Linked DNA regions of Homo sapiens: region 2 is linked to region 1. The links are chromatin contacts, found by Hi-C or POLR2A ChIA-PET in ENCODE. All regions are on one chromosome and are shown on one strand. Each heading gives the region's core, a stretch centred on a gene start or an enhancer-like site at or near the end of the contact. The rest is flanking DNA. Distances are from core to core; before and after follow the strand shown. Region 1 has its middle 17 kb from the start of SPP2. Region 2 has its middle 180 kb from the start of LINC01891.

Region 1 (4,036 bases), core at 1,534-4,033:
GCAGTCCTCTTCGTGAATGCAGTGGGAATGTTAGTGTGTCCCTAGAAATGTGTAAATGTAGGGGCTGTTGGGTCCCAGGGCGGGATGCAGTCTGGTAAGGACTGAGCTCTCAAAATGGTGCCAAGCTACAGCTACTTAGGAATGGGGAAAGGGGGCTGGATGAGGAACCCAGTGTGAGGCTCCTTTCTGGAATGGTCTTCAGGCAGCTCCCTATGCTATCGTAGGCCCCACAAGGATTGAAGGGTTCTCCCATGGCTAGGGTTGCAGAAGTTCATGGTGGGAATGTGCACAGCTGGGGATCTTTTACCCTTTCTTTAGACTGGGGAGCCTCTCCAGGCTCCCAGCCAATCCCAGTGAACTGACTGCCTTGCTTCTCTCTCCTTCCATGCCTGTGGTGTTTTCTGTCACTTCTCTGCTAAATTCCAGTGTTCTCTCTCAGATGCTCTATTCAAAGTGTGACTGTCTACTTGTTATTTTGATTTTTCATGGAGGAGGCAAGTGTCAGATGCTGCCAGTTGGCTATCTTGAAGGTCCTCCTCAAACTCTATGTTGATGATGTCACATTTCTTTATACTTTGTATCCATTAACATATTTTATATAGTTATTTTGAATACTTTGTTTTAACTCCTATACCTGCATTTAAAATGATTTATGCACCATCATTGCAGTATCATAGTATTCTGTATTTATCTATATATTCAATTTTATCAGCAAACTTTATACTTTCATATGCTTTTGTGCTGCCATTCAATCTTTCATTTTAATTTGAAGGACCTCCTTTATCATTTCTTGTAAGGCTGGTCTAGTTGTGATGGCCTCCCTTGGCTTTGTTTATCTGGAAAAGTTTTATCTTTCCTTCATTTTTGAAGAACCATTAAGCCAGATATAGTATTTTTAGTTGGCAAATTTTTACTTTCAGCACTTTGAATGTACATCCCAATCCCCTGATATCTTATGGAGTTTTCTTTTATGCATTCTCTTGAGGCCTTCAGAACTCCCTCTTTGTCTCTGACTTTTGATCATTTGATTATTATATTACTCTGTATGGACTTCTTTTAATTTATCCTATTTGGAGACCACTGGGCTTCTTAAATCTGGATGTGCCTTTTCCTTCTCAATTTTTAAAAAGTTCTGGCCACTATTTTTTTAAATAAGCCTTGTGCTCATTTTTCCTTCTCTTCTGAGACTCACATAATGCATAGCCTTGTTTACTTGATGGTGTTCCATAAGTCCCTTAGACTTTCTTTACTCTTTTGTATTCTTTTTTTCTTCTTGCTCCTCTGACTGGGTAATTTCAAATGATCTGTCTTTGAGTTAGCTTATTCTTCGGCTTGATGACGTCTACTGTTGAACTTCTCTAATGAATTTTTTAGTTCACTTACATTCTTTAGCTCCAAAATTTCTGTTTGTTTCTCATATTTTTTATTTATTTGTTGAGATCCAAATTTTGTTCAAACACTGTTTTCTTGAGCTCACTGAATATTATTATGATGGTTATTTTGAATTCTTTGTTTGGTGTTTTGTATACCTACACTTATTTAGGGCCAATTTCTGTAGATTTATTCTGTTTCTTTGATTAGGCTATATTTTCCAGTTTCTTTATGTTTCTGTAGCTTGGAGTTGATATCTGCAAATCCAAAGGAACAGGCACCTTTCCCATTATTCACAGACTGGCTTCATGCAGGGAAAGACCTTCGCCAATTAGCACAGGTAGAAAATCTGGAGGTCTCTCAAATTTTCTATGGATGTATTTTCTCTTGGCGAGTGTGTGTAAATTTCTAATTAGAAGAATTTGCTTGTTTCTATCTTCATATGCTCATAATCTCTTACTTCCTCTGGTGTCTACCTGCTGTACTCTGGGTCTTCTGTAGCAGCAGCATGTGCTCCAGCTTTTTTTTTTTTCAGTAGTCACCAGGAATCTAGAGTATGTTAGGTCCCATCAGCACCCTGAATTGGATGAGACAGAAATCAGTACTTCAGGCAGCTCTGCAAAATGCCGTGCTCCAACAATTTCTTTCCCCAGGGAGAAATTACCATTTGAGAGTTTTCACCCACTCATTCTCTGCTGAGCCAGGAGGAGGGGCTATTGTAAATGAGTATATACTAGTCCAAACTGTTGCCTTTATTTTCAGTGTCCCTACCAGCCTCGTGCTTCTTCCTGCCAGTGCTTACATTCAGGCAAACAGAAACCAGTCCCTCAGGCAGCCACTCAGAAAGCTGGACCTTTAGACACACGCTTCAATTCCTTACCTCCTAAGGAAGAAGCCAGGAGTTTTGGGTTTTTTTACCCATTTGTTTTGTGCTGTACTGAAGGGAAGAACAAGGCCAAGAAAAGTGCCCTGAATGTTCCTACTGACTTTTATGCAGCTGGTCTCATGCCCATCTCAGATGCAGGAACTTCTTGTTATTTGTTTCTGGGCTTCTCAGAAAGGAAGTTGCCCCATGTATTATTATTAAATCAGTGTGTGCATGGGTAAAAGGAGGGTCTGGATCTTCCAATCCACCATTATGCTAGCATCACTCATAAATTTCTTGAATATTGGTAGTTAGCAATACCAGACAGAAAGAGAGCTCTGGTAAGTTTCACACCAGTAATTACATGCTCTGGCCTGGAGCTCATTGGCTAGACCTAGTCACATGACTTTACCTAATTCAAAGGGAGCAGGAAAGCAAGTCCTGCTATGTACCTTAAAAGTTAAGAACAAAATATCTGTCAGTGAGCACTAATGACAACCACAAAAGGAAATGCGGTATTGCTGTGAAAAATACTTCTGGTCATGATAATACAAACACTGAACAATAACAAAAACTATAATATGACTCTCTTGGGAGGATGAAGGTGGGGTTGGGAACAGGGCATGAAATGACTAAGTCTTTATTCTTTCACCATAGGAAGTCACAAATGCTAAACAATCAAAACTAGCAGTATGAGTCTATTACTTAGAAATAGGAAAAGAAAAAAGAAAAACAAACAGACAAAAGACTTTTAAGTGGTTGCTTCAGCTCTTAGAGTGAAGTGGGGCAAGGATTTACATGAACATTAACACATGTCATCCATCCAGGAAGAAAAGGGAAGAATGCAGTGAGATGCCTTATTAGCTTCCCTGCCACTCAACTCCAGATGCTCAGACTGGGAGCAAATCCTGTATCTGTTTCCACTTTCACAACCAGCAAACATGCACCAGTCATAAGCAAAAAACCTGAAGAACTGAATAATTTTCATTTGAAGGATAATTTGCAAATTTTGATACTTCCAGTAACCAAGTCTGATCCTGTGCTAACCCCTGGAAGCACAATAGCCTTACTATGTGACCAGAATCCAAATATTTTAATACAACACTCTTTCATTTTTAAAATGTAAATCAGTGGACATGTTTATGGGCTCAACCATTGAAAGCACTCCAAAAACTTCTCTAAAAGAGTCTGTGATGCTTTCAAATTATTGGGATTGCTTTGTACCTCTCCAAAATTACTAAGAAGCATGAAGTTATTTTCAACCTGGGAGGATATATACATTTTTAAAGCAGTCATTTTCCAAACATGTGCTATTGAAAAATATAGTGACAAGGGCAGGTCTTGGGGTCAAAAACCACTGTCTTCTGAATGAGGCCCCTAGCCCTTAGTGACTGAAATCATTAAACTCTTTTTATTTGTCTCACGTAGATGTAAATAATGATGACTGCCTTGCTTCTTCTCATCAGATGCACTCAATTGCCTTTATCTTTCTTCTGAAGACTGTCACGAAGGTGTTGGTGGGAGAATACTCAAGACAGGGAAATAAAAAAACTTGTAATTTCACCTCAAGAGAATATTCTGTATTTCAAAGCTAACCTCCTGCTGCCTAATCCTATTTTGCACGTTAGAAACTGAAAATTATGTTGGCCTCCCTGTGTGACTTTGAGACACTTCTAATCTCTGCTCCATTCTCCCACCCTCAGGCAGATGGAGGTCCTGGGCCAACTAGAGGTGATGTCATGTTCTCAAAGAGACAAAAAAGAAATGAGATGAATAATTTCCAAAGTATTCCCCAATTTT
Region 2 (4,075 bases), core at 378-2,877, 240 kb before region 1:
CAGAAAAATAATTTTTTTTAGTTATACCTGAGTGGGAGACTTTAGTGCTGCTCTAAAGAGCTGTCATCATTCAGTGAAAAATAAAGACCGTATTTGAGCCATAGAGGGAGTGAGGTAAAATAATAGATACATGCTTTCTTACACCTGGTGCTCCATATGGTTTCAAAGTAAATATTCATTTTGTAAGCACTAAACTTTTGCCTGGGAGGTTTGGGCAAAGGGCCATGCAAAAATGAACTCTGATTCTCCTTGGCCTAATCAGTCACACAGTTTCCCTGGCAGGTGCTCTCTCTGGGGTTCATACAGAATTCCCATGGCTTGCTTACCATTCCTCAGGCACTGAGGCAGATAGGATCATGCTGGGACACTCTGATCATGCAGCAGGAGGCGACTGGGATTTGAAAGGACCTTCAGCCACTTCAGAATTTGGTGGCTATTTTTGCAGCAGGTCCAGAGGCTTCCTAAAGCTTCTATGCTAGTGTAATTATCACCAACTTAACTACTTTATATAACCAATCAGTGCCCATAAGGGCCACTGTATGTTTGACCTTGGGGTGAAAATGTGTTTTATTAATTTATGCCTGAACAACTCAGTTGGTCTGGGAGAGTTGGAAATCAATTTTTTTGGGGGTGGGGAGAGTAAAGAAATTGTCTTTTTTTCTTAAAATACACAACATGACATATGAATACATTCTTATAGAAAAAGATTCAAGGATACATAAATACACTGAGCAAGACTCACCTTTCGTTTCTCTGCCTAATCCTATTCATCATCTTATACTTATCCACTGCCAATGTCATGACTTAACACCTTTTCAAGGTCTTTTCTAGACATATACACACACTTAAAAAAAAACTTCATTTTTAGATAATTGTAGGTTTACATGCAGTTGTAAGAAACAAATAGAGAGACCCCAGTTGTTACCCAAATGGTAACATGTTGCCTTTTTTTTTTTTTTTTTTTTTTTTTTTGAGACAGAGTCTCACTTTGTCACCCGGGCTGGAGTGCAACGTCGCAATCTCGGCTCACTCCAACCTCCACCTCCCAGGCTCAAGGGATTATCCTGCCTCAGCCTCCGGAGTAGCTGGGATTACAGGCACCCACCACCATGTCTGGCTAATTTTTTTTTGTATTTTTAGTAGAGACGGGGTTTCAACGTGTTGGTCAAGCTGTCTCGAACTCCTGACTTCAGGTGATCCACCTGCCTTAGCCTCTCAAAATGCTGGGATTACAGGTGTGAGCCACCACGTCTGGCATCTTGCATAATTTTAATACAGCATAACAACCATGAAATTGACAATGACAATGATGGGGCTCAGGGCATATCTCCCCAAAACATGCCTCTTTGGCATAAGGATTATTTTGTGCTGATTATTTTGGGAAAAGGCAGGCACAGGAAAAGCTTTGAAAGCAGAGTTCCTTTTGTAAGGAAATTGATGTCTATAAAGGAAATCTCTATTTGTAAGGGCGTCTCCCTCTGTGCACCAGGAAGAGGAGGATGACTAAATCACTAGAGACTCTAATCAATGGAGAAGACTTAAATTTGATAACAAACCTTACCCTGGGTTTATGGTGCTCTTCCTGGCCATCTCACCTTAACCAGAACTTTGCCCACATCCTCCTATGTTTCAGCGAGTAATGGCATTTAAGCCTGAAGACAACTCTTTGAGATCTACTCTAATTTACTCATCTCTCTGGGTATCTCTTACATATACAGGAGGTATTTGTGTTATTAAACTTGTAACCACCCAGTGGGTTCACCTTGCCTGCTGCCTAGACAGAGTTGATTTATCAAGACAGGGGAATTGCAATAGAGAAAGAGTAATTCACGCAGAGGCGGCTGTGCGGGAGACTGGAGTTTTATTATTACTCAAATCAGTCTCCCAGGGCATTTGGGGATCAGAATTTTTAAGGGCAACTTGGTGGGTGGGGGGAAGCCAGTGAGCCAAGAGTGCTGATTGGTTAGGTAGGAGATGAAATCATGGGAAATTGAAGCTGTCCCCTTGCACTGAGTCGGTTCCTGGGTGGGGGCCACAAGATCGGATAAACCAGTTCATCGATCTGGGCGGGGCCAGCTGGTCCATCAAGTGCTGGGTCTGCAAAATATCTCAAGCCCTGATCTCAGGAGCAGTTTAGGGAGGGTCAGAATCTTGTAGCCTCCAGCTGCATGACTCCTAAACCTTAATTTCTAATCTTGTGGCTAATTTGTTATTCCTACAGAGGCAGTCTAGTCCCCAGGCAAGAAGGTTTGTTCTAGGAAAGGGCTGTTTTTGTCTTTGTTTTAAACTATAAACCAAGTTCCTACCAAAGTTAGTTCAGCCTAAGCCCAGGAAGGAACAAGGACAGCTTAAAGGTTAGAAGTAAGATGGAGTCAGTTAGGTTAGATCTCCTTCATTGTCTCAGTCATAATTTTGCAAAGGCGGTTCCAAACTTGTTTGTTTTTCTCTTGTTAATCTGTCTTCCATCACAGGGAGTTCCGGCTAAGAACTCATGAAGAATGGAGGAAAAAAGTTATTTTCAATGTACCCACTTCCTCAGATTTCTCCAGTTTTATGTGCTCTCTGTTGTGTGTGTGGGTATTTAGTTCCATGCAACTTTATCACATAGGTAGATTTCTTTGACCACCACCAAGGTTGAGGCACACAGCAGTTCCGCACACCTTGTTTAAGCTTTTTATTGAAGTGTGTCAACCTAAAATAACAACAGGCAGAGTGGTTCTGTAAAGAAATTAGTTTACTGAGAAATGGCAGAGGAATTATAATTTGGAATACATGTGCTATAGCAAACTATAGATGCATCTGGGGAAGTTGAGGCTAGGGAAACTTTTAAAGGCAAAGAGGGGAAGTATATGCAGGTTGCTTTGAAGCAAAAGTTCATTGTCTACAGAGGCTTATCACAGGCAGTGATGTGTGTACTGGCCATTTTTAGGAGAGGGTCTTCACAGAAGTGACACTGACTTAGAACTTAAAGTATTATGTGTGTATATGTATATATATATATATATGGCTACTTAAAAGGTTTCAGTTAGGACTGGCTGTTATTGGAAAGGTGCTCTCATAAGAATGACCTTAACTGCAAGGTGTGGTTTGTCCATTCTCTGTGATCGTTCTTGCTATCAGGGAAATATGCATGAAGACCCTCTCTTCAAGGCCTCCCAACTCCATTTTATTAGGGTTTGTCACAAGTGACTCCATTTTGATTCTGAGAATTTTCACAAGTATAATATACATTTAGAAAAGCACCCATATCCTAAGTGGGCAACTAGATGCATTTTCACCAATGGAAATTCACCATGTAACCAGCAAAGAGGTTAAGAAACAAGCACCCGCAGAAGACATTTTCATACTCCTACCAGTCACTATTTGTTAAGGGTAACCACAATCCCACATAGAGCATAACAGCACTGATGAAGTTTTGCCGTTTCTTAAAGTAAAAATAGAATTGTGATATATTCTCTTTTCTCTCAGTATTGACTTCCTTCTGTGAAAGGAAAATAGATCTTGGGACCCCAAACTCACTAAGTCAAAGGGAAGAGTCAAGCTGGGAACCGGGTCATGCAAACCTGCCTCCGATTTTGGTTCCTAGATAAGATGGCCACAAAGATGAAAAGCTACATACCTCCCTCACATTTTACCCACCAGGAAATTCCTGTTGGGCCCCAAGATTCTTACCCTAAAGTGTTTCTGTTAAATTTCACCATGGCAATGTAAATTGATGGCTTGTCTTCACAGGTGCGAGGACATAGGACAGAACTCAAAGCCATCCCTCTGCCCAGCTGAGACAAATGCATGTCTGGTTCTTCCCTCTGCCCTATTGTCTGTATTGTCTTATGTATAACTGCAAATTCACTGAGTCAGACAGAGGCATGAATGGCTATTTTCCCCTAATCCCCCTTTCACAAGAAAATTGTGTATTTTTCAATATCCAGCCCTTTCCCCTTTAAATATTGAAGCCCTCGAAATCGTCTTCAGAGAAAGCACAGACCTGTCTCCTTGGCATGTCCTTAGCTTTGGCAAATAAACCTTCTAAAATGATTGAGACTTCACTCGGTCATTTTCCTTGATTGACACTTCA

Evidence for each region. Hi-C counts contacts between places; a loop is a spot of excess contacts on that map. ChIA-PET counts read pairs that join two places held with the same protein, here RNA polymerase II (POLR2A). Pooled maps may share reads with other maps.
Region 2: a loop to region 1 is called in a pooled map, with 5 times the contacts of the local background. The contact joins two enhancer-like sites. A Hi-C loop is called at or near these places in 5 of 50 pooled maps. POLR2A ChIA-PET finds 5 or more read pairs at or near these places in 3 of 52 experiments (T-cell, activated naive CD4-positive, alpha-beta T cell and naive thymus-derived CD8-positive, alpha-beta T cell).

The regions. Positions count from the first base shown.
Region 1 is chr2:234,031,383-234,035,418 of GRCh38, reverse strand. No RefSeq gene overlaps it. Among named protein-coding and RNA genes, the nearest start is that of SPP2, 17 kb to the left of the region's middle. Within about 2 kb of position 2,783, at least 2 of the 41 ENCODE cell types and tissues checked have a DNase peak (open chromatin) inside an H3K27ac peak, as active enhancers do.
Region 2 is chr2:234,271,928-234,276,002 of GRCh38, reverse strand. No RefSeq gene overlaps it. Among named protein-coding and RNA genes, the nearest start is that of LINC01891, 180 kb to the left of the region's middle. Within about 2 kb of position 1,627, at least 2 of the 41 ENCODE cell types and tissues checked have a DNase peak (open chromatin) inside an H3K27ac peak, as active enhancers do.